Linked DNA regions of Mus musculus: all the other regions are linked to region 3. A link is a loop called in an ENCODE intact Hi-C map of the cell type or tissue named here. Cell type or tissue: heart. All regions are shown on one strand. Links, peaks and the distances in the headings refer to the core of each region. The heading gives the core; the rest is flanking DNA. Region 1 holds the start of Dnah11 (dynein, axonemal, heavy chain 11). Region 2 overlaps Dnah11 (dynein, axonemal, heavy chain 11). Region 3 holds the start of Sp4 (trans-acting transcription factor 4).

Region 1 (10,735 bases), core at 1-5,000, 100 kb before region 3:
GTTTCACATCTCTTGGAATCTGGAACAAAAGCAAGATAATTAGTTCGAGTTCACTACAGAATCTCTTTGTTAACAAGCAGGGTTTGCTGTATCCCACTTGCAGACAGATTGCCAACAGAAGAAGTAAAACCATGGCATCTTGCCCATGTTTACAAACAAGGTTGCTCTGTTGCTCTTCTGTGTCCTGAAAAAGGTAGGGTTCTCTTTTTCCCTTTTTTTTTTTTAAACAATACCACCCTCAAAGACATGTCCATTACTCCTCAACAGCATATACCGTAAGAAGCTCATATACAAAACCAAACATAAGAACATTTTAATCCTAGTAAGGTTTTTTCCCCCCTTTTGCTAATTTTTCTCTTGTTTGAAAATAAGCCAAACTGAGATAAAAAGGGGTTAATTTGCATTCCTGCTGTCAAGGCAAAGAAGTGTTTAGCCAAGATAATTTAACATTCCTATAACTGTTAAGGGTTTTTTGGTTTTGTTTGGTTTGGTAAATACTACACTATTTAGTTTCTATGCTCTGAGAGTTTAAGGTGTCTTGACTTGTCTGACATACTAACTTATTTTTTAAAGTTATAATTAGGAGAATATCAAAACAAAGATATTCAAAACTCACACAGCTGTAATGCAACCATTCTGAGGGCTTGCCTCACACCTATCCTAAATGACGACATCTGGTCATTTACAACATGAACCCCAGGCCCAACAGATAACCTACTGGGCAAGGGCTCCAAAATCAGAAAAGAAGGAAGGAAAAGAAAGCAAAAAAAGGCAATGCCTATTAAGCTTGAAGCCTGTGCAAATTACAAGCTACACACACACACACACACCATGGAACTACCATCAGTTTTAAAGAAAAACACATCAGAGAATAAGACAATTGGACATAAGTTTTCAGAGTGCTATTGATATGTAACTTTCCAGGGCACACCTCTGCTATAAACAAGTAGACAGGTTACTTTACTTGGAATTTACGTTGGGGGTGGGGGGTGGGGGCAGACGTTTCCTTTTCAAGCACCCACATGGTGGTAATTCACAATAATTTGTAACCCCAGTTCCAAGGAATCCCAACACATCTCTTCTGACCTCCATGGGCACCAGATACCCACAAGGTGCACAGACATACATGCGGGCAAACATACATACACATAAAAAATGAATATATGTTCTAAAAAGAATTTACAATTTAATTGCTAAGATAATGCTCCTTGAAATCACTATCTAATCTATGCAACAAATATGTTTATTCTGTGTTTTAAATGACACCAGCCAGTCTAATGGTTGTTATTGTTGGTTTTGTTGTTTATATTTTGTTTGTTTGTGGTTTTGACAGGGTCTCATGGTGTAGTCCTGGAACTTGCTGTGTAGACCAGGCTGGCCAGGAACTCACAGAGATCCTCCTGCCTCCTCTGCCTCCCAAGTGCCAGGGGTAATATAGTAAGTGCCACAATAATCCAGCCAGTCCCCCGCCCCGCTTTTTGTTAGAACTCGATTATTTCTTTCCTGGACAAAATGTAGTTGGTAGATACTGAAACAACTCAAGCTATAAGGGTTTTGCCTAATACTTTGCTATCGTTTTTTAAAAGGATATGACTCTAGAGTTCCACCGGGGACTGAAACATAAGTTATTTGGCCCAAAAAGCTCCCCAGGCGCCATAAGCCCAGGCATCACAGACTGCGCTAGTTTTCTAACATCATTTTAGACAACCATCCCTTCTGGCAGGCATCCCTTGTAGAAAACTAAAGTACAGCGTTTTCTGCAGAGCTGGTGCACACGGGGACCCGGATCAGTCCAAGAGGCTGACTTCAAGTTCTGTTTAAGTCCGGCAGCGGGCATCCCTCTCGGGTCGCGCCTTACCTCGGGGGAAGCCGAGAGCCGCCCGGCGGTCGCAACACTAAACACCAGGCTGGCAGGACCAGTGCTCTCCAAAAAGTCTCCTAGGACCTGCCGGTGGTCATCGCTCTCCAGATACTGGCCCCACGTCTCCTCCGGGAACCTCAACGCCTGGCGCAGACGGCCTCCCAGGAAGCGCACCCGCGGGTCTAGGGCAAAGCGTTGCACTCTCCTTGCAGCCGCCGCCTCCTCGTCCTCCTCGTCCTCCTGCTCTGAGGGGCTGAGCCTCAGCACAGTCCCTTCCTCCTGTGCTGCCATCTCGTACCTAGAGAGGATTCTTGGAGTCGTGCGCCAAGGAGGCTATCACCGAGCCAGCGCCAGCCGCTCTGCCTGCAGAGCTAGGTGCACTGGAAGCGAGGTGGCTCGGACTGCAGCGCGTCCCGTTGCCAGGGAGATGGCTGCCCCGCCCCGTCCCGGGAGTGAGGGAGGAGCGAGAGTCTTGGGTCGCCCGGTAGCTCTCAGGCAGAGACCGGGAAATCAACTGGATTTCTCTGCTTTCCTCCCCTGGGCATCTTGGGGATCCCAGAAATGTTCCAGGACTAGTTAGCGGCTCTGGATTCAGCAGTACTGTCTTGAGCAGATAGTCCTGCTAAATTTGCCGCCATGGTAAATTTATCTAATCCCTAGAAAGCTGGGGCTAAATGCTCAATGTTTAACTGTGGATGAAGTATGGTCCAAAGTAGTTAGGTAGCAAGAAATGCTGCCACACACATCGTACACAGAGAATTGCTTATTCAATAAGTTTAGAGAAAGAATAAGTTACGTTACATTGTAAGTCAATAAACTACTTTCAATTTGGGGAAGGAACATTTTGAGCAAAAATACTAATATTAAAGTAAGATTTTTTCAAGGACTTAAATGTAACAAAATAGTAAAAGAATATGTAGCAAAGAATGTAGCTTCCTAGCTGCCATCAGAACAGTGACGTTGCACTGGACAGAGCCTGCCACATTCACCAAGGCCAGTGCAATTTTAACTTGTCATTGGGTTTTCTCCAGCAGAATAGTTTCTTTTTTCAGAAATAATTTACTCTATAAACCCAGTCTTTCATTGCAGTAGATATTAAGAAGTGCGTTTCCCTAGAAAATTTGTATCTCAGAGTAATAAATCCATCACTTAAGAAAGGCATGCTTTTTCTCAATATTTTTTCAAGTATGATTTAAAAGCACCAAGCAGGTACCATAATGAGTTCACTTGGCTTCTCACACACACAAAAAAAATCTTTATTAAACACCTACTGAGTGCCAATCACTGCTGATGCTGAACACACAGTATTGTAGGCACACTAAGCTTCTGTCCTCACATCACTTGTCTAAGTTAGCTCCACACTGACTGGACTGAGGCTATTCCACCTGGGTTTGCCTTCTATTTCTATCAGATGCTGTCAGAGCCATCTAGGATAGGCTAAAGGCATGCAGGTGACTTTTCTAGAGATGACCCACCATTTTTGCATGGTGGTGATGGGTAAACTGAATAGCAAGGCCTTCAGAAATTTCCTCTCAAGATTGCTTCTTGCAGCTGATATGCCTTTCCCAGTCACTATTACATAGTATAATAACTTCTGGACATTAGCCTACTGTATTGAGCAGATTTCCTGCAGATCGACATAAAGATAAACTTTCATGAATTAATGCTGCTTAGATGAGTTAATGATTTCATAGAATTCCTGATTTGATTCAAATAATTTTAGGAAGAAAGTTTTTTACATGGTTTTAGTTGTTTTGCCTAAAAGATGTAATAAAATTAGAATCAGGAATAGAATTTACCCCCTCCTCATAAAGTAAAGGCTACATAATAAAGAATACAATGAGCTTTCATAATTACACTAAAAAGAATTATAGACCTGGGACAAATTTGTGTTCAAAGAAAAACACTCAGGTCCAAGGATGAAGCCACAGGTGTGCACTATGATAAGACAAGGCCATTTAAAAACTGTTGCTTTGTTTAGCAAATTGTATCTTATATCTTGGGTATTCTAAGTTTCTGGGCTAATATACACTTATCAGTGAGTACATATTGTGTGAGTTCTTTTGTGATTGGGTTACCTCACTCAGGATGATGCCCTCCAGGTCCATCCATTTGCCTAGGAATTTCATAAATTCATTGTTTTTAATAGCTGAGTACTACTCCATTGTGTAGATGTACCACATTTTCTATATCCATTCCTCTGTTGAGGGGCATCTGGGTTCTTTCCAGCTTCTGGCTATTATAAATAAGGCTGCTATGAACATAGTGGAGCATGTGTCCTTCTTAACAGTTGGAACATCTTCTGGATATATGCCCAGGAGAGGCATTGCGGGATCCTCCGGTAGTACTATGTCCAATTTTCTGAGGAACCGCCAGACTGATTTCCAGAGTGGTTGTACCAGCTTGCAATCCCACCAACAATGGAGGAGTGTTCCTCTTTCTTCACATCCTTGCCAGCATCTGCTGTCACCTGAATTTTTGATCCTAGCCATTCTGACTGGTGTGAGGTGGAATCTCAGGGTTGTTTTGATTTGCATTTCCCTGATGATTAAAGATGTTGAACATTTTTTTTCAAGTGCTTCTCAGCCCTTCGGTATTCCTCAGTTGAGAATTCTTTGTTTAGCTCTGTACCCCATTTTTAATGAGGTTATTTGAATTTCTGGAGTTCAGCATCTTGAGCAATCCCACCAACAATGGAGGAATACAATTTGCTAAACACATGAAACTCAAAAAGAACGAAGACCAAAGTGTGGACACTTTGCCCCTTCTTAGAATTGGGAACAAAACACCCATGGAAGGAGTTACAGAGACACAGTTTGGAACTGAGACGAAAGGATGGACCATCTAGAGACTGCCATATCCGGGGATCCATCCCATAATCAGCCTCCAAACGCTGACACCATTGCATACACTAGCAAGATTTTGCTGAAAGGACCCAGATATAGCTGTCTCTTGTGAGACTATACTGGGGCCTAGCAAACACAGAAGTGGATGCTCACAGTCAGCTATTGGATGGATCACAGGGCCCCCAATGGAGGAGCTAGAGAAAGTAACCAAGGAGCTAAAGGGATCTGCAACCCTATAGGTGGAACAACAATATGAACTACCCAGTACCCCCCAGAGCTCGTGTCTCTAGCTGCATATGTATCAGAAGATGGCCTAGTAGGCCATCAGTGGAGAGAGAGGCCCATTGGTCGTGCAAACTTTATCTGCTTCAGTACAGGGGAGCGCCAGGCCAAGAAGTGGGAGTGGGTGGGTGGGGGAGTGGGTGGGAGACTTTTGGGACAGCATTGGAAATGTAAATGAAATAAATACCTAATTAAAAAAAAAACTGTTGCTTTGAATTTATGAGCGTATGGAATGAAACACTGCTTTGAACTTGCTATGGATACCTCTCTGTAACTCCCCTTTTGTGTAACATTCTATCTCTGAGGTAATTCTTTCTTACATAGAGAACTTTTTGTCTGAAAAGCTATAAAAATTGCTGCTAGCCACGAAGAAAGGAAGTGTAACCATTTCTGCTATATGTAGAAGGTGCAAGTGTCTATGTGTGTGCTTGAGTTCTCCCCTTTTTTCCTTTCCTTTTCTCTCTGGTTCACAAAAAAATTAGTAAGTTCCAAGCCTCTCACCTGGCCAGCAAGAGGCTCCTGGGCAAGAAAGGAACTCTAACAATCTTTTACTTAATTCCCTGCTGCTACACAACAGGAGTCAATTACCTGAAACCTTCGGATAACAAAGAGTTTTGTTTGTTTGCTTGTTTGCTTTACATTTTATTCTGAATTTTTTCTTTTTTCTTTTTTTATTGGATATTTTATTTATTTACATTTCAAGTGTTATCCCCTTTCCTGCTCCCCCCCCAGAATCCCCCTATTCCATTCCCCCTCCTCCTGCTTCTATGAGGGTGTACCCCACCCTCTTACCCACACCTGCCTCCCTGCCCTCTAATTCCCCTACACTGGGGCATCAAGTCTTCACAGGACCAAAGGGCCTCTTCTCCCATTGATGCCCCACAAGCTGGAACCTTGGGTCCCTCCTTGGTTGGTGGTTTAGACCCTGGGAACTCTTCTTGGTTGATAATGTTGTTCTTCCTATGGGGTTGCAAACCCCTTTAGCTCCTTCAGTCCTTTCTCTAACTCCTCCATTGGGGACCCTGTGATCAGTTCAATGGTTGGCTGCAAGCATCCACCTCTGTATATGTCAGGCACTGGCAGAGCCTCTCAGGAGACAGCTATATCAGGCTCCTGTCAGCATGCACTTCTGAGCAAAGAGTTTTAAATATTACCAAAAGCAAGCCACCTTTGCCCTAGCAATCACAACTTCTGCCACCACAACCTCCAACACCCCCACTGCCGCCTTCCCTGGGAAACCCCATAAAGCCCGGAAGGTCACCCACAAGGTGCTAATGTGTGATCCGAGCAAGCCATTTACCCTCTGCGTGCCTCAGTCTTCACCTGAAATAGGAAATCATCAACTTTTCAGCAAACACTTCCTCACTGACCTTCCCTTGAGAAGGGTTCACTTTAAGATTCATGGAGTTGCTTCAGTAACTGGATGTGAGCAGATGTAACACAGGCTGCAGACAGCTTTGTATGGTAGACCTTGTCCCTTCCACTTCTGATGCTGTTACGAGAAGAAAATTCTCAACTAGCCTGCTTGTACAGGGAACCAATCTCTTATTCCCTTCCCCACTCCTATCAAAGTTCTTGTCTTCCCAATAAGTTCCCTCCAACTTTCATATCTACACACACACACACACACACACACACACACACACACACATATACACACTACTGCCCTTAATTAGGGTTGTTTGCTTGGGCATGAGCGAAAGGCTATTTAATCCAGCAAGGACAATTTAGCAGAGCTAGTCCACTAAAAAACATGACTCCCCCAGTTCTCTCAACCAACTATTAGCTGCTGTTCAGTCCTCAGGGAGGGATGGAGTTCTGTAGTCCTTTCCTTATCAATAATGGCTGTTGGTGAGCCTAGGCTTGCCCAGTAACCACTATTGCTGTGAATGTGTAGGAGAAACAGTCATTTGGTGTCCAGAAGACAGTGTTTTATAGCATTGCTTCCCTTCCTATTTCTTTCAACATTCTTTCAGCCTCATCTCACAGTGTTTCCTGAGCCTGGGGTTGGAGGCAGGGAGTTGGCATAGATGTCTTGCTTACAGTGTTAGGCATGAAATCCCTCTGGTGGAACAGGCCTTGGAGCCAATCAGAAAGCAGTGTGTTATCCTCATAACAGTTGCTGTTGTACCAGTGGGCACACCCAGGTTGGCGGGTTAGTAATGGAGTTCACAGAGTTCATAGATAGATAGGTAAGACCACCCAGTGGCCTTCATAAACACCTTCCAGAACCAGAGAGGAACTGTTTGGCTCAATTACAGCTTAATTGATTTATGTCCTGCAACCAAAGTACTTGATGTCATTTAATGCAGGTATTTCTCCCTTTTGTGATTTTGATGATTTTGTTGTTGTTTTATTTGGTTGGGATGTCCTGTAAATTGGTGAATGGTGTATTAAATTCACGTGCTACTGTTTTGTTGGGTTTAATACATGACATTACATCTAGTAGTATTGTTTTTTAACATTGGGTGTACCTGTGATCACGCCTTTATGCTTAGAATTGTAATGTCCTCTTGGTGCAGTTCCCATAGTCAATGTGAAGAGGATCTTTTCTTACTATGTTCGAAGTCTGTTTTGTCAAAACTTAAAAGAGCAACAACTCCTTGTTTCCTGAATTCATTTGCTGAGATGACTCTTTTTCTGTCCTTTCCCCATGAGGTAGTACCTGTCTTTTGTGGTAAGGTACATTTCTTGGAGGCTACAAATAAATGGCTCCTGCTGTTTCATCCAACCTACATCCAACCTGTGTGCTTTGCTTTGAGGAATTGCGACCCTTGATATTCAGAGCAATTACTGAAAGGTATGAATTGATACTTGCCATTTTGTTGAGTCTGTAGTTGGTTCTTCCCTCTTCCTCTCTTGTTTAAGAATCATTCTATCATGGTCTATTCTTTTTCTCAGGCCTTACGGATGGACTTGCCTTTCTCATCAATACAGATAATCCCTTCACGCACAAGTACTTTTCCATAGATCTGGCCATAAGTTCCTTTAGCCTATTTTTTTCTAGAGAAAGATTTTGTTTCTCCTTCAAGTATTACAGGTAGCTTTGCTGGGTAGTAGTCTGGGTCCTAGTGTAGGTTGACCATTGTTATCTTCCTGAACTTGAAACACATTCTCCTAAAGGCCTTTCTGAGCTTTAAGTTTCAGTTGACAAGTCTATGGTCAATCTAATGTGCATGTCTTTGTATGAGACTTAAACTTTCTCCACCACCATTTTCAATATACTTTTTTTGTTCTGTTTTTTGTTTGTTTTTGGTTTTTGTTTTAGTGGTTTGGTTCTCATAGGATGAAGGAGGATCTTTTCTGGTCTTTTCCGTTTGGTGTTCTAAAAGCTTCCTCTATCTGGTTTGGCATCTTTATGAACTCTTAAGAAATACACTATTATGATTCTTTAGAAAATGATTTCTATGCCTGTAGAGTGAGAGTCTCTTCTATCTGCATGCCTGTTATCTGTACTTGGTATTTTCAGTGTCATGTGTATCTTAGAATTTCTACTTATACCCTCTTATTATTTCATCCTTATCCTTGCTGGATCGTTCCAGCTCCTCCACCTTGTCAAGTTCAGGTGTTCTGTCCTCTCCTTGATCATTCTGTTGCTTAGAGCTTCCATGATGCTTTTTATTTGACCTACTGTGTTTTTCATTTCTAGTATTTCAATTCGTTTTTCTTCAGTGTTTCCTTCTCTCTGCTGAATTCCCTTTCATAGATTGTATTACCATAATCATTTCATTCAGCACTGTGTGTCCCTGACCAGAAGCTTATTTTCTTCTTTGATTTCTTTTGAGTTCTCCATCTGGGTTTTCATCTAACTCACACTAACTGGGTGCCATTGCTGTAGGATCAGTTAAGTTCTGCAGCAGTTATGTTGACTTGGTTTTTCATGTTTCTTCATTAGGGTGTTGTTGTTGTTGTTGTTGCTTGGTCTTTTCTGCAGTCAGCTTTATCCTTTCAGTTGAAACAGTTGCAATCCTCAAGTTGGACTTGGATATGATAGAATTTAGATGCATAATTCATAAAATGCTGCATCTAAGTAACACATGGGTAATTTTTCTAGGAATTCCTGAGTGCTCTGGGGTTCTATTATCTTGAGTATGCAGTAGTGATGGACGAAAGTGCCTGTTTTCTCAGCGATGTTAAGTTTCCTCCTCCACAGTGAAACCACATGCACAGATTGGATTACATAGGCTATAGAGCTAGGAAGGTATGGTTCTCTTACCTCCCCAGTTCAGAAGATCAAAAACACCTATTGTGGAATCTATATTATTCTCTGACTGAAATATTAACTACAAGAATAAGCACAGTAATTCTATTAACCCAAGAACATGGGTGGCCCCTTTGACTTCAATAACCACTAAAGATAAACAATAAAGGACAACGTGGTGTGTAGTGGACTTTAGTAACTAAGATTATGTTGGGTGGGGGTTCGGAGAGGGACACAGATCAAGTCTGAAAAAAATCAAAACAGAAAATTAGCTGGGAAGAGAAAGCCAGGAAGCAGGTACAATCCACAAATTTTAAAAATAGTTGAAGCTGTAGATGGATGTGATTAAGAAGTAAAAGGAGAAGGGAGAAGAATGAGAGAATGAAAAAGACTTAACAACAGATGGAAATATATGAGACATGAGTGAACAGTCTAGTAGAAGATATATAGAAGGTATATAGAGAACAGTATACCCTCAGTAGAAGGCCTGGGAGTAGAAGGGATAGAAAAACATAGCTAACCATCCTAGAACCTACCTGAGCAAGGTAGGAACAAGTGCAAATTGATACGGTACATATGTACATATATGCCAGAGAGAGATTAAAGGCAAATAAGAAGTTAAAAGGGTACTTATGGAGTGAATTAATGGCAGAACTTCCCTGAGCTCAGAGGTAACGTTCTCAGATTTCACTGCTGCTGGGGGTGGCAGAGGATGAGAGTAGGAGTCAGTCTATGCAGCTTCCATGTTTTGTGTGTTTTCAAGTCCTTTCCTGCTGGTTCACTTAAACCCCTGCGCTTCACCTTGACTCTTTATCCCTCAGGTCCAGCATATGTGAGGACCATCATTCCTCCAGCCAGGTTTACACTGTTCTTATCCAGCCATCTTGATTCAACCAGTTTGGAGCAGATTCGAGATGACTGTCAGCTGGACCCCAATTCTCAGTGCTCCCACCTGCTCCCCCTGCAAAGATCTCCCTGATGAATGAGTTCATCTGCAGACCTTGTCTCTTGAAGGAAATGAGCATACTGTGTACTATCTTAGCTGTTTTCTTTGACAGGTAATCTGCCCTCTCTCCCAGTGGTCCTACTCTCTGTTTCTTGATTCCCACTCCATGTTTTAATGGAACGCATGGTACCAAATTGCAAAATTCATTTCCAATTTTCTCTTGGAACTAATGGGAAGTGGAAGTCATTGAGATGTACAACATTTGGGCCTGACTCCTTAGCTTTGCCCCCCGCCCCTTTCCACTTTTTCCAATCTTCTGACAAGAATACAAATATGGAATGCTGAGGCACATTCAATCATGCAAGATGATACACTAAGCATATAGAAAGATGCTGTGTCTTCCTTAAAAAAGAAAAAGACAAATTCGAACTATAGTTCAATACTATGATTTTATTTTTCTTAAATTTCTTATTAGTTCTTTGAGTTTCACCCAACAGGTTTTTCTCATACTCATCTTCCTCCCTTAACACTTCCAATATCCACTTCCCCTTTCTTTACCTTACAGGGCAGTTATGTGCCCCCATTTCCTTTGTAATATT
Region 2 (5,000 bases), core at 1-5,000, 310 kb before region 3:
ACCCTGCTTTCATGGGTGATAGGATTCCTAATCTTTAGAAAGCTGAAAAAACAAAAACAAAAACAAAAAACCCTGTTGGGAAAACAGTATTCTTTAAAAAACTGTATTCTATATTTGCCTAATAGGCACAGAGCACTACATATATAATGACGTACACACAGAGCTAAAGATGATGATGGAGAAGGGTGTGAACCGTGATGGGGCTTTCCCACCAATTTGAAGATAGAAGCTGAGGCTAGGATGAAGTTTAGGCAGATCCCTAAGATCTTCCTTTGGTTTTGTCTTGGTACTTCAAAATGGCTTTAGTGTAACTACTGTGTAGGAAGCTAGATATTCTAAAAGGACGTGCACACACCTCTCCTCAGCTATCAGACTAATGAAACAACAGATCCCAAAGAATTAGAATTGGCCCTGGAATCATACTGTAGGGAAAGGCTGAAGATACTGTGACAGCCACCAGAAAGAGAGTATTCCTACAACTTATAAGACACATGGCAAGTGAGACACTGAAGGGGCCATGGTGGGCAGGGCCACACTTGGACCAGGACTTTCTAATCAGGTAAAGCACATGCAGTCTATTTAAACCTAACCTTATGCTAGTAGCTTTAAGCTGGACTCAGGATTTCTCTCTTTAATGTTCTCACCAATGTAAACAAAGTCTCTTTTCTGTTTCCACATTCCGTGTGTCTTTATTCTTTGTGTTGAGTATGCACAGCTAAACCTAGATCATTAGGGCTACCAACAGGATCCAAGATTCTACTTGAAAAGTTATCGTATTGTCCGCATGGTCAACTTCGGACTTTATAAGTTAACACTTGTAATTGACATTTCAATGAAAGAATTGTGGCCCAAATCATCAATATAGCATAGTTATCACTGACGCAATAAATGTAATGCCCCTCCTGTTTGGCACAAGGAGTGTGTGTGTGTGTGTGTGTGTGTGTGTGTGTATACATGTAGTCACACACATGTGTAGGCACTGGAGAAGCATCAAGTCTAAATCTGACAGAAAGGTAACTTCTATTTGAGTGGATCACCCCTGCCATTCTGTGCTACACCTTCTAAGGTAGGGGATGCAGACATGGCAGCAGCACCACATTTAACTGTAATAGTGGCGTGGCATTGAGCCCTCACTGCAGTGTCATTACTTCAGGAGGGCAGACCTTCCTTCCTCTGTCAGTCAGATATCATGCCCAAGTGACATGGGCTGCTTCTGTCCTCAAATCCTGCAACAGAATTCCCCCTCCCCTGTCAGCTCATATTTTAAATTTACATTAAAACATGTCCTTTCATATGACCCTGATTTCGAGAATGCCTAAGGCTCACTTTGCCTTAAAGAAACCAAAACCAATGTTTTTCTCTTACGTTCCCAATACCATCTACTTTTTTGCTCCATGCATTCCTAACTGGAGCCTGTGCACTAACCATCACATCCCCAACTTGCTTCCATCTGCACCTTCAACCCTACTCCTAGTGGTATGCAAGACTTTCCCTCCCTCCTGCCTTATATTGCCTCTTCCTACCTCACTGCAAGAGGCAGCGCATATTGACAGGAGTGTCTGATGAGCAACACAGTGACTGACACTTAGGTGTCAGACTGCTTTTATGTCCTTTATTTGTCAGCTGTCATTTAGTTCCGTATCAGGTAACAGGAAAAAAAATAGCATACCCATTCAGTTAGATGCAGTCAGGGCTGTGGGCTGCCTCAGCCCTGAGTATGTACTGATGTCAACATATATAACATGGCTTGTCTATGGCCAAAAGGGGTCACCTTGTTTGTATAAGTACCTTCCACTCATCCAATGAGGTCAATAATTAAGAAGTGACAAAATTATGCCGATAACTTTCAGTCTTGCTGATGGAAATTAAGACTAAAAAAGCAATCAAATTAGCACTCATTCAAAAATGTAAAAGCTGTTTCTGACCTCTACAGAAAAGATACCACATGGTTTTAGGGGAATGTGGTCCCACAGTACTCTGAATTATAATTAGTGCTTCCCGTGTGACAAATCAGGAAGGTGGGAGGGTTAAATCAGCACCTTATAATGAAAGGAAATCATCTGGCTGATTGTTAGCAGGCAGAATTCAGCTTGATGGGAAGGCTGAAGTGCTAAGAAAAGTATTCCTATTTGACACCCAGGATCCTATAGGAGGCGGCATGACACCGTCAGATAGACCACAGCACCTTGTGCAGCCCTCGGGACTGCAAAGCCCGCCTCATCCAGCAGGTGTCAATAGTCCTGGCCAGGCTGAGATGCTGCTCCGCTGGAGAAAGCAGACACAGACACAGGACAGCAAAGACTGGCAGGCTGTGAGGCTGTGCGTGTGCTTCTCTGGAGCTGCTAGCTTGGATCTCCTACCAACCGAGGAGAATCAAAACTCCATTCAGAAACCAGCCCACTTCTTTTGTTCCAAGTTTGATAAAAATGAACCAAGGAAACTAGAAATCTGCTAGTAGTATGTGGCATTGATTCCTGTAGAATCAGAACTTCCAACCTCTCTTCTCAGCTGTTGGAAGATAAGATGATGCCCCAGTATTTCAACAACATTAAAGAACCTGAAGATTGTCCTAGGGGCTGGGAGTAACACTTAACACTACTTTTATCATAACTAATGGCTCTCTAGATGTGCAGATCTAATTCCTACCCCCCCCCCAACTTCAGAAGACTTGACTTTTCTTTTCTTTTCTTTTCTTTTCTTTTCTCTTTTCTCTTTTCTCTTTTCTCTTTTCTTTTCTTTTCTTTTCGTTTCTTTTCTTTTCTTTTTTCTTGTTTCCTTGTGCGTGTACTTGTCACATGATTGTGGAAGAGAGAAGGAGAGAGGAGGCAGGCATGTGCTCCCACCCCAGATGTGTTTGCCATGTTAAATGTTGCTTCCCCCTGCAGTCCAGTGATCAACAGATTCATAGACATGTTTAGGGGAGAAAGAAAACCTGTATGCAGCAGTGAATGCTTTTCACCACTCCCAAGCTACACACACCCATAGGGTTACGCCCTTTTTAAGGAGACGCAAAGGAAAAATAACATGCCACGCAATAAAGACAGCGGCATAGTAACCGTCAATCTCATAAACATACCCAGACTCTAACCATCTGGCCACCCGAGGACACGCTATTTAACAAAGTGCCATAATGTTTCTTTGGATGTGGGTGATCATGGCTCCTGGAGTAAGGGAGAGGGTGAGAACTTACGACATTACTTAAGTGTCCCCAATCAATTTTGGCTTAGAGAGAGCCACTTCCACTAATTCTGGGTCTATTCTAGGCACTCCCACCTTATTGCTCAATGGGAGGTGAGGGCAAAGCTCTCTGGGAGTCACATTCTAACACAATCTCTCTAATCAGAAAGGATCCTGGCCTCAACTCCACTGGGAAATCGGAAGGCTTGATTCAGTTGCTTTCTTTATTCTTCAAACCTACTTTTTTCACACAGACATTTAAAAACGTATTTGGAGATACCAAACTCATCAAGAAGTGACAAAGATAACTTATAACCCCATAAGGCCAGAATCCCACCCCCAACAATGCACAAAACCCAGATACAATGAAAAGCAACATAAAAGAAGAGATACATATTTGATACAGAGATTGCGAAACTGAAAGTGGCTGACCGAGCTTCCTGCCAATAGTGTACTGAGACTTGTGCACGCTGGGTACCTACCTCAGGCTGACGCAACGTACCTCAATCCCCTCAATTTCTTCGATGAACCTCCTGCTGACTGAGACCAGAGCCTCCTGTGGCCATTCATGAAACCAGTCAATAGCTGTGCAGTTAACTATGGCTGGGAACTTCCGGGCTCTAACTCGCAGTGTGTGGCCAACCGGTGAGAAACAAAAAACCATCTGTAGGGGTGAGGGGGGACAGGTCAGAAACAACAGAGGGATGAGTGTGCCAAGCAGTACACTGAAGTCTCAGACAATGAGGAAGGGGGCAAGGCCAGACACACTAATCAGCTACCCCAGCCCAGGCAGCAAGGTGCAAGGTAGCATTGACTTTCAGAGTGGCGGTGCCACAGGGCAGGCAGAAGTACAGTTGTGCTTTCCTCAAAATGTGGCCCCTCTTCTCTCAAGCATAGCTCATGATTCCCTTTGGGAGTGGGACATTTTACTTGTTCCCTAACACAAGCCACATAAAAATAAGTCACCATGATCGTCAACATTTCTACCTGCAAATTCCTTCTGTTACATGATTCAGTAGGTTTCACAAAGCTGAAATACCTTTTCAACGCAAAGTATAAAACAATAAAATAAAGCCAGATTTATCATCACAAATGACATCAATTTCTGTTTGCATTTAAAATAAAAAGTATCTTCTTTAGTTCTCACCTGAGATTTTTCAGAGAAAAATTTAAAACTTGGGTAGCATGTTTCTGCTAAGAAAAGTTTTTTTCTTACTAGCTAATGATTTAAAAGTTAATTAATATCTGAATAAGCCATTGTTCTGTGTTTGGGATCTGCCAGGGATCAGTTCCAGGATCCCTAACATACCCACAGGTTTTCCAAACACTTATATGAAAAGTATATTGCTTTCACAGGTCAAACCTATTATCCTTCAACCACCTATTAGTCCTTCCTGTTAGGATTACTTATTGCCCCTAAGACAAGGTAAACAGTGTAGGGAGTTGTTATTCTGTGCTATTTAGGGAATCAAGACAATAAAAAGAAGTATGTACACACTCGGTACGGTTATATGCACACTCCGTACAGTTGTGTTCCTCTTCAAATATTTTCACTGCACAGCTGGTGGGATTCATGGATGGGGACATGACAGTCAGAGGATCCAGTCGTGTATTTGTATACTCTCTCTAGACACAGGGATTCATCGGTAGAGCCTGAGGTTGGTTGCAATATCATGTCACAGACAGTGGATGGGAGGAACTCTTCATTGTCAGCACAGTAGGTGTGACCATTCAAGGGTCCTGAGCTTTAGAGGACCACCATTAGAAGTGTAAGCTCAGGGAAAGCATGAAGACACAGGAGACTGCAAGGATTCATTATGCAC
Region 3 (10,966 bases), core at 2,240-7,239:
ACTACTTAATTGAACTAGGTTTTTTAAGTACTTTAGAAGTTATCTAATTATATTGATAAGAAATAGCAACTGCTTTTATAGCTGGTTTAAAACAACATGGCCACAATTAGTTCAAGTTAATGACATTTTACTACCTACATTTTTAATTGCTTTTCACCAACTTAACACTAGACACGTTCAGATAATGGAAGGACAAAAAGACTTTTCCTTAAATTTTATATACCAAAGACCATTAAAGTCACAATCCTGACTGTAGCAAAAATACAGGCATAAAAACTTAATGAAACAATTTGCAAGTTAAATTTCTATCTTAACTACAACAGTATTTGGTTCAAAACTACTGTACATTAAAGCAAAAATACCTTAAAGACAAAACGCAAAAATGTAAGAAGGCCCAATTAAAAAGCCTTATTATGGAGAATTAACATACTACAAACTCACAACCATATACCAATGCAAGGTAAATCAATTTTCTATCAGAAGAGATGATGAGCTCATTTTCCCAAACGGTTCAAGTGTACTCAAATACGATCTCTATAATTATGGTTCTAATCGGAAAATGATGCTTTATGAAATAATTTAATTATTTACCCAGCTCAACACACAAAACTGAGTCTTAAAAGCTACAGAAATAAAGAGGTCACAATGATAACTACATCTAGTTGCTGGTATAATAGTCCAGTTTTTTAATCCCTTTCCAGTATATATACATCAGAGGTGTATCAAACCTAAAAGATAGCCCTGAGCAATAACTCTGTTACTAATCCCTCCTAATAATGGGTTAAAAAGATGTAGCTTACCTGCAACACTAGTGATTGTTACTGGAACTCCCTGAACTTGAACACCCGCAGCACCCAGGTTGGCAACGCTCACTGTCTGAAGGTTAGGCACTGATGCAAGCTGGGCAGTATTCAAAGTTATTGGGGCACCAGCAACAGCCACAGGAGCAATCTGAGCAAGAGTTGTGCCACCACTTGAAGACACTGGGGTGATGGTTAACTGCTGGGATAACCCAGCATTCTGAACTTGCAAATTTGAAAGACTTTGAATATTCTGGACCTGGACAGTTTGCCAGCTGATTTGCCCTGAAGGTGTTAAAGTTGGAGCCCTGATAAGTACCTGAGTCGGGTTTACTGCTTGAAGTTGAACATTCTGCAAAGGCTGCTGCTGGATGGTCTGAATTGTCTGCCCTGACTGGAGCTGAAATGACTGTGGTGGGATAGCTTGAATAATCTGCTGCTGAGGCTGCTGGATCTGGATTTGCTGCAGGATAGGCTGGCCTACAATCTGTACTTGTTGAAGGGAATTTGACTGGTCTTGTGCATTCTGAATTCCGTTGGACTGAAGCTGGCTGGAGCTCTGGGCTTCAGACTCAGTAGCAGCAGGTGTCTGTGGTTCTTCAATGGTGCGTTCAGAACTACTGGCTGATGTGCTTGCATACTGGCCTGTATCTGCTGAGCTCACTAATGTGTCACTGCTCGTCAGAGTTGTTGATGCGGTGGTTGTGCAGGTAGTAGAGGAGGAGGGCGATTCAGGCATAGTACTGGCGGGAGCAGTGCTGGTGGTGGGCGTAGAAACTAACTGATTCCCATTGGAAGTCCCACTGTCAGTAGTAGTAGTAGGCTGGCCGACTTGTCCAGTCCCTCCTCCAGCAGTCACGTTATTTATTACTGGCAAAGCTAAAGTCACTCCTCCAATGTTAATTGGTAGGGTTGTTACAACTTGAGCCTGAGTACCAGGAAGGGTCTGCAATTGCAATGGTATTGAAACGCCAGGTCTAATTTGTACTGGAACTGTCTGATTTGCCAGGTTTTGAGCAAGGATATTCCCAGAAGCTGTCCTGTTAGCAGCCGTGAGGATAGCTTGATTATTACCTGCAGAAATGAGCTGAATTTGACCCTGCAAATCCTGTAGAGATGAACTACTAGTTGGGTTGATTTGAATTTGCTGGCCTTCCACCGTCTGAAGTTGGGGGATCACTTGGTACTGTACACTACCGCTTGGGTTTTGTACTTGTATGACTTGAAATTGATTAGGGGTGGAAGGATTACCTGATTTAGTTTTTGTAGGAGAGGAACTCCCGTTATTACTGCTGGAAGAACTAGATGAACTAGAAGCTGGCTGAGAAACGTTATTTTCTTTTGAAGCAGGAGGAGTGGAGGCAACAAGTTGCCAAGCGTTTCCAGCAAGCTGCGTCGTCACCAGTTCTAGCTGCTGTGGCTGATTCTGAAGTTGCACCAATCCTTGGCTTGGATCTATAATAATCTGCTGTTGTCCAGTTGCTTGATTTTCACCAGGAGTCCCTATTTTGCTGCAAGTAGCTGCCAGTAAAGCCAGAGGAGAGGGCTGAGAGTCCTACCCAAAATGGGAGGGGAAAGGAGAGGGAGGGGAAAAAAGTGGGCGGATTTAGTGGAAGACAGCAGTCGGGAGGGGGTTATTTATTTTGAGAGCTCTAAGTATCAGAACACACTCAATAGGCAGCAGAATTAAAAAGGAAATATGAACAAAAGCAGGTGATAGAAGCTATATGAATAAAAAGGCAAGTCCTATTACATAAAGTTTAAATAAAAAGGAATTTTCTGGTAAACTTTCTTAAAGTGTTATTCTTCTAAACTCAAAATGCCCTTGGGAAAATAGACACCTTCTTCTAACAGTCTGAATTCCTGGTGTAATATAAACATCGTTATAGCCTCAACGATGGGAAATCTTCAAGAATTTACGATTTAAGTTCCTCACTCAGAAAGATGCTTTGAATGGATAAACATTTTTATTCTGTTCTTTACTTCTGGGTACTTAAAGAGCATAACTCCCTCTCTTCCCTAAAGCTTTGTGTTGAATTTTCTTTTAACGTTTGCTTTTACCTGGGAGCCTGAGGTTTTGGGTTTTTTATTGTTATTCTCTGGCTCAGAGGTTTTCCCTCCTTCTGTAGCCATCGCCGCTGCCGCCTCCTCCTCCTCCTCCTTCTTCTGATCTGCAACAACCCCCCACCACCACCAACACACACGACAACAGGTTATTAGGATTATTATTATTCGTTCTCCTCCCTTCTTCCCCCTCCCTCCTCTTGAACATTAATCTCCGTAAACCCGCGATCCGTGCACACCGGCAGGGGGTGGGGGAGAAGGAGGGTAGGGAGGAGGGGGCTCTCACGAAACGTGGTTTGAAACCCGACCCATAGGCTCCAGAGCAACACCCAGAAGGAGGTTGTTCTAGCTCAGACATTAAGACAAAACACAGCCCTCCTTCCCTCCCCCTGGTTCCCTCCCGCCCTCTCCTCCTCCCCTTCCAGCATCTCGGCGGCCCCGGGGGAGGGGGAAGCGAGCAGGGTCTGGGGAGGGAGGGACGAAGGGAGGCGGTGAAGGAGACCGAGGGGGGTGGAGAATACGTACCGCTCATCCCGCATTAACAGGACAAACCCTCTCAGAGACACTGGGATAGAGGTGGGTGGGGGTGGGGGCGAGGCGGGAGGAGAGGCCGGTCCCGCCCGCCCGCGGTGGCTCGGAGGAGGCTGTAGCTGGCACAGGCTCTGCCTCTTTTTCCGCGAATGGCCGCCGCTGGGCTGTGGCGTAGCAGCTCCTCTCTCCGCCCGAGCCCGGCTGACTCGCCCTTGATTGACAGCGGCGGCGCGCGGCGAGGGCGGCGGCGCGGGCCGGGGGGCGGAGCCAGGGCGGCGCGAGCGCGGCGACTCCCCACCCCCCTCGGCCTGCCTCCGCCGGCGCCGCCGACTCTCCACCCCTTCCCCCAGCGGATTGGCCGCCGACCTGCCGGGGCCGGGGCGCTGGGGCCGCCCTTTCTCCTCCCCTTTGCCCGGCTGGTGCTCGCTGCTGTTCGGCTTCTGCCTTCCCGGCCCGCGGAGCGTGCCCTCTCGGTGAGCTAGCTGCGGTTTGCTGCCGGCAGGCCCTCCATACAGCCAAACTTGTTGTCTCAGGATATCCCGCCCCCTACTCAGTTCCCGGCGCCCTCCACTCAAAAGCGCGCCGCAGCATCCTGCGAGGGGCCGCGGAAGGAAGACATGGAGCTAGGCTTAAGGGAGAGGAGCGGGGCGAGCGCGGGGAAGCGTGAGCTCCCTGCGATCCCGTGGTCTGAGTGGACTGCCAGCTGCCCCCTCGGCGTGAGCATGGCTTTTCCTAAGGCGCATCCGGACCCGGGCGCCCTTTTTCCCTGGCTCGGCTCTCATTGGATGAGGCCGCTGACGCACAGTGAGTCGTGGGAGGAGGCGGGCGGGCCTCTCCCGCAAAGGCTTTCGGGCCTCGTAGTTTTTGACGGCTATTCCGATTGAGGCACCGCCTTCCTCCCGCCCCCGAACGCGGCCTGGCTGCGGAGCCTAGAGCTGCCCGAGGGGGCGGTGGCAGCAGGGCGTGGCCGGGGCCGAGTGGGAGTTGAACCCCGCGCGGGGGGGAGGGAGAAATGGGTGTTGTTTGCCTGGGCCTATCGGCCGAGTGGGGCTGCCCGAACCGCCTCTGCCACCGCCCCCTCAGCTGAAAGCCGCTCCCCGCGGGGCGAGCTCACACCCGGAGCGCGCGGCGATTGAGCGGACCGAGGTGTTGGGAGGCGGGGTCTGGTGTCCTCGGGGTTTGAATGAAGCTGACTTGGGGTACATCCCCTTCGCCCTGCTTTCTTTGCTCACCTAGCTTGCCGGGGCCTCCGGTCTCAGCGCGAGGCCTGTGTTCCCACCGAGCAGGAGCTTCCATTTTATTTGTCGTATCTCTGGCTGGCTGCTGGTGCAGATTAGTGACTTGTCTTCTAGGGTGGCCACGAGTGCGCCTTAGAGTCTGCGTTCTTGGCGCGCTTCTCGCTCCTAGAGGTCTCACAAGGTTGTCCGGGCAAAGGAAAGCCTGGCTGCATGTGGGTCAGCTCTGGTCATGGTTTTAGCGTAAGCTTCTAGGCAAGTGGAATTCACAGCTAGCTGCGCAAAGCACTTTGTCAAATGCTCCTGAACCGGCCCCTAGCTTCTCTCCAAAGACATGAAATCAAGATACCAGGGACCGACCATATGAGCGACTGATGAAGTGTACCAAAGCTGGAAATAAGTCCCTAAAAAGAACCTTGGGACAGGACACCATTACACACTAGGCTTAAAGCGTTCCACATTTATTGACGTGGACCCCACATTCAGCTTTGGGTGTTTTTGTCTGGTGCCTGAGGTCTGACATATTGTAAGAGTGAGTGAGGAGTCTGGTTCTGTACTTTACTAGTGTTTCCTTGCTCAAGTATTTAGGGTGATGACAAAGCTGTAGCAGTAAAGTAAAGAAGCTGGAGTAAATTACAATGTTGCCTACTCCATTTTATGAGCTGAAGATACTATAGTAATCTCCTCCCATACACATCCCAATTCACTAGATCTTAGAAAGCTCAGAAGTGCTTGCTATATTATAGATACACAGTCTCACCTCAAGCACCGCCCCGATCCAGTTCGCCATAGTGACTGAAGACCAGGCATGAATTGGAGAGTTCCTTGTGGTTCTCTTTAGACAACTTGCCTTAGAGAAGTAATCGCAGCGTATTTAGATTTACAAAATGTCCTAAAGGTTCTGCTCCCTGTTGGTAAGTACTGGTATCCAGGAAACAGGGACAACCCTAACTTTTCTGAGGACCAAGAGCTGCAAGTTTCTAGCTGAATGTTTGCATCCCCAAGACCTAAACTCTGATACTGGGACTCTGTCCCTTGATTTTTGGAGTCAAGAGTCTTTGGTGCATTGTGGTTAGATGAGGTCACTCATGAATAAAACTTAGCAATCTTAGAACTTCTATCCTTTATTTTGCTGCCCCCCCATGTGAAGTACAATGACCACAAGACCCTCTCCAGAACCTGACAGTCCATGTCTTTATATCAGGCTCCTTCTAAAACGGTTAAAATAAACTGTTGTTGATAAGCTCTGGGTTGTGTTATAGCAGCCAGAGCTGATTAAAACACTGGCTGAGTCTTGAGACCTGGTGACAAATAAACTGCTTCTTAGGAACTCTTATCATATTATTATCCATGTAACAGAAGGCTTAGCTAGATGAGATATTGCCAAGAGGACAGCCACTCCCGTAGTACCATCCTAATTTAACCTATGTACTGTTGTACTGTGGTTGGCTTAATATTTCTTTAAATCGTTTTGCTTGATTTTATAGCAGTTATTTTAAGAATTTTATATTAGCTGAGCATGGTGGCTCATTCCTTCAATTCCAGCACTTGGGAGGCAGAAGCAAGTGGATCTTGTGAGTTTGAGGATAGCCTCGTCTATATAATGAGTTCCAGGCCGGGCCAGCCAACCAATATAGTAGGGCACTTTCCTTAAAATCTGATGAAAACCAGTTCTGCTATAGAAATGACAATCCCTAACAAAGACTCTCCTTTGACCAAACTTGAGCCATCCTCTAAATCTTATTTCTAACTTAGCCTTTTAGCTCTGCTTGCTTAGTCCAGTTTTAGCAAGTAAACCTGATGGGTCAGTTTAGTGACAGCCTCCCACCCTTGGAATCTAACCAAATTCCTTATCACCTGTTCTTGATATCACCCACAGTGGTAGTTTTGTCAGTAATTTTCTATCCACTGACCTACCTGTTCTTGACTGCATATCTCTACTTGCTCTTCTTCTAGGCACAGTTGAGCTGGGATTGCATTCATGCAGCACCACACCTGGGTTATGTGGTGCTGCTAATCAAACCCAGGGCTTCATGAATGCTAGGCAAGCAGTCTGTCACTGAGTGACCTCCCCAGCTTGAATACTATGTTTAACTCCTGAAATATCAGCCTCCTGGAGTGGAGGCCAAAGGCCAGGCAGGACTTTGAATCTGCATAGTGTTGAGAATAGTCAGGCAAGGAGATTGAAGCAGCTCTACAGGTGGCTTGATTAAATAGCTTAGGAGGAGGAACTTGGGCCCAGATATGACATGAATGAGAAAGGTTTCTTTTCTGAGTCACCTTCAGTTTCTCTCTAACCTAAAAGGCTTCGAGAATCATCCAGCCTAAAACAGTTCCATGTTTACGATCCACCTTTCCACAAAGTACACTGAATGAGAGTAGTTGATCAGGAATCAGACACCACCTCGAATGATGTATTTACAAGTGGCCTCATTAGTCCATAAGAGACAATGCATGGTACCATAATAAAGGCCTGGAAAGTGTTCAAAACTGTATTTAAAATGTAAATTTCTTACCCAGTAATAGCCATTTTTAGAAAGCAGAAAGTGCCACGCACACCCCAGTGAAGTCTTCTTGGCAGGCCGAGAGGCCTGGAAGCACTCACGAGGCAAAGAGGTTCACGGAAACTCACCTCCTGGAGCTTTGGTGTTCTCATTAACCCGTATACTCATACCCTATTCCTGCGTTAGTCTGGTGCATGGATCCACGTGCTCTCTTTTAGTATTATTTTATTATAAGTGCCTTTTAAGATTGAATTCTGACATAGCTAAGCCTTCGCCAGTGTTCCAACATCCTTGAAAGTCCTTGAACTGACCATGGGCTTGGAATTCAGTAACAATGTTGCCTATTCAGTGACATTCAGAATTGCCTCTGGTATTACTCTATCACTTAGAATAAAAGCCAAGTTGCTCCCATATACAGGAATTTACAATGGTTTAGGAAGTAGATCGGGCTGTGATTTTAGAGTTTTGCATTCATGAGATGGTTAGCTAGAACGGAACTCCCTAATTAGAACCATGACTTGGGTGTGAAAGCTCTTGACCTAGGAATGTAAAGACCTCACACCTGGCTTCTAAGACTATAGCTGACCTTAGATAGGGCTGACTTTGTCTCAGTTGTTTTATTGCCCAGTTCCTGCCAGTCTTTGTGTTTACATTCCTCTGTTTTGTGTAAGAGTCATTAAGCATCCAATAACCTCATTTGTACCTTGCCGATGTGTCATCTAACTTTCCTATTCTGTATAAAAAGTTTGATGCTCAATTTGACAAATTACATTCAGATTCTACACAATCTCGCGTGTTGGTCTGTCTGTCACTCGCCAACTCCTTGCCCATCTGCACCCAGAGACCCGTTCCACTCAGACAAGGGACCCAGAGGGTCTGCGGCAAGAAAGAGTTCAAAGTAATTGACTTGAATATAGAGCATTTGCAAGAAAATGGATAAAAGTTGACTGAATGTGTGGGCCTTTTAAAATTTATAAATAGTGTTTGTAAGTGGCATTATCGAATGTAAATGACCAAGTAACAAATACAGATAAGGACCCAGACAGCCTGTGTATGAACAGCTAGAATTAATAGCTTGGTCTTTCATCCCGTATGCTCAGTTCCTTCACGGAAAACTAATGTACAACTATAATTCATGATTTTTAGGCAGAGGCATGAGGTTCACCAATGAGTTCCAGGACATACGTTCTAGACTATATATAGCAGTAACATGCCTCAAAAACAAACAAACAAACAAAAAACTTGGAAAAAAAAAAAAGAAAAGAAAAAGCAAACAAAACCCATTACATTTCACGCTTTTTAGCACATCAAGTTTTTTATGTCAGCCAGTTTATTTGTTGTTAATTCAAATTAGGATAAAATGAATAGTTCTTGGAAAGTACTGGGGCATAATATTGGTTTATGCATTCAGAGGACTATAATGTAGCCAGCAAATAAAAGATGTTTAGTCATTGTAAAAGTTGAAATATAAACAAAATCATTTTCTTAAGACTATATAAGGTTGATAATCAAAAAATTCATCATAAACCTGGCTTTGCAGTGTGCATGGTAATCTCTTGTCTGTGCAACAAAGAGAGACCTGGATGGGCTCAAAACAATAACAAATCTGCGTTTAAAATAGTAACTCTCTAAAACACCAACTGCTTATGCTTGGTATATTTTTGACTGGAAATGGGATTTTTTTTAAATTGGATTTTTACTAGAAGAATATGTCACTGGAAGCAAACTATTTGAATTTACTTTCTAGTCTGTTACCAGTAAATGTACAGTCTTGGGCAGGTGATATTGACCTCTCTGAGCCTCCATTCTTCATGTTGAACAGTAAAGACAAAAATATGAACATTAGCATTGTATAGTTATTTTAGGAATTAGGTAAGCTTAAACTCTCCTAGAATAGTGTTTGGTAAACTCTCCTTGTTAACTATTTGGCGGGAAGTGTAGCTCAAACCTTAGTGTGTATGAGGCCTAGATCCTGTCCTCGCAACCAGGAAGAAAAGGTTAGGGGAGGGATGACAAAGGAAGAAGTTAGCTAGTTATCATTTTTATTTTTTATTGTGTTTTGTAGTGCTGAAGATCAGACTTGAAATGTATTCATTCAAGGCAAGCACACCAGCATGCTAATAACCCCATTGTCATGGCATTATCATATCAAACTCACTTGTTATTACTGTTATTAAAGCAAGTAGTTTTAACAAATCAAACACAGAAATTTGTACAACAGAAGCCTCTCCATTCCATCCAGTTTCTCCTTAGTGTTAACTGTTGATGTATTCTTTGTCATTTTGACTTCTGTTTGTTCTTGAGTATGGGATTTTAATATACAATTATATATACAAGTACACATCCAGTCGTATATGTACAAACTGGCCTTTTTAATGCCTTAGTACATTATATTTATCTAACAGAAAAATTATGAATTGAAATTATCATTTTAATGCAATACATTTCTTGATACTAGAATATATTTTTATTCAACACAAGTACTGTTATCATTAGGACTACTGTTCCTGACTATAAATAATTCATAATAAACATACTTGTTCCAGTACCAGCAAAGATGATTTTATACTAACACTTCTGTTTTAGTGGGATGATTTCAACAGTGGATTGCTTTCACTAAGACTGGATATTTATACTTTTAATAGCTATAATAAGATTACCAAAAAGGGCCTATTTTATTCCATAGTTACATATGACAGTACTCGTGTCTCTACAGTTTCACCAACATTGATTATTTCCAGCCTGCCCAGGTATTGGAGCTGGCACAGGTAGAGTACATCTGCTGGCTGCCTGTGAAGACCCAGGCACCTTTGCTTTGTGGCCATGTGCTTTTCCCAACACAAGCTACTTGTCCACCTCCTTCTTTCTCTCCCTCTCTCTCCCTCTCCCTCTCCCTCTCCCTCTCCCTCTCCCTCTCCCTCTCCCTCTCCCTCTCCCTCTCCCTCTCCCTCTCCCTCTCCCTCCCCCTCCCTCTTTCTCTCTCTGTCTCTCTCTCTCCCTAGAAGCTGAATGTATATGTATAGCATAATGCCTTTCATATCATTTGTAATCTTAATGTAGTTCCCCATTGTATTTTCTTTTGTCGTATATTCTGTATGATTAGATTTGAACTCTATTTTTCATTGGATAATACCAGTCCAAGTGAGTAGCTAACTAATACATAGGGACAGGAGTTTTTTTACTCTGGCCCATGATAAGCGGTCAATATGTATTTAATGAATGAGTCAGCAATGTTTCAAGATTTAGTACATGATCAATATAAAGTACCCACTTGAGGTTTTTTTTTTTTTTAAGATTTTTTATTTTGTTTTGTTTTGTTTTGTTTTGTTTGTTTTCCTATGTAGCCTGGGATGACCTCAAACTGGCCACCCTCCTGCCTCAGCCTTTGGAGTGATGGGATTATAGGCATGCACCCTGGGGTGGCATAAATTAAAACACTGGTTAAAGGGAGAGCCGAAGGCATGTGTCCCCAAGGGAACAGTATTAACACCCAGACATTATGAACAGTTATCCACCCCAACAGCTGTAGGCATTGATTTTTTTTTTTAAGGAAGGTTATGGATTCTCTGAACTATCCCAAGGGCACCTAGTAATAATAACATTCTGGTTATGTTTCCTTATTTATTTTTATTCATAACATTTTTCTTCCTCACAAAGGACCTGTAATATGTCATGCGATAGTAACATAGGGATTGGAATATAAAATTAGATCCAATATAAAAGAAAAAATTTGTACAACAGTAGTGTCAACATATATTTTATCTGAGCTTTAATTTTGACTCCAAGTTTCCCAGCAGCCAGAGCAAATAAAGAAATGTGTTTGTATTATCTT

The links. A loop is a pair of places that touch in the nucleus more often than their neighbours do. Peaks named below come from ENCODE experiments on the same cell type or tissue, not always from the same donor. Only the 100,000 strongest peaks of a DNase experiment are listed, where the experiment ranks them.
Region 1: it touches region 3 in a loop (2.0-fold over the local background); 3 of 42 quality-filtered maps call a loop at or near these places.
Region 2: a loop joins it to region 3, with 4 times the contacts of the local background. A loop is called at or near these places in 9 of 42 quality-filtered maps.

Annotation. Positions count from the first base shown.
Region 1 is chr12:118,196,681-118,207,415 of GRCm38, forward strand. Dnah11 (dynein, axonemal, heavy chain 11) reads right to left here and starts at 2,363. Exons shown (of 82, transcript NM_010060.3): 1 at 1,859-2,363; 2 at 1-19. The coding sequence starts at 2,152. In heart, for the core only: no CTCF peak of the experiment used is centred there; a DNase peak (open chromatin) is centred at 2,281; H3K4me3 peaks cover 1,108 bases; H3K27me3 peaks cover 2,123 bases.
Region 2 is chr12:117,991,450-117,996,449 of GRCm38, forward strand. Dnah11 (dynein, axonemal, heavy chain 11) reads right to left here. Exons shown (of 82, transcript NM_010060.3): 55 at 3,680-3,841. Among named protein-coding and RNA genes, the nearest start is that of Cdca7l, 150 kb to the left of the region's middle. In heart, for the core only: a CTCF peak has its summit at 2,194 (motif pointing right); a DNase peak (open chromatin) is centred at 2,212; H3K27me3 peaks cover 1,781 bases.
Region 3 is chr12:118,297,838-118,308,803 of GRCm38, forward strand. Sp4 (trans-acting transcription factor 4) reads right to left here and starts at 3,603. Exons shown (of 6, transcript NM_009239.4): 1 at 3,390-3,603; 2 at 2,862-2,971; 3 at 801-2,355. The coding sequence starts at 3,396. In heart, for the core only: CTCF peaks have their summits at 3,541 and 4,331; DNase peaks (open chromatin) are centred at 2,354, 3,494 and 4,314; H3K4me3 peaks cover 3,194 bases; H3K27ac peaks cover 3,162 bases.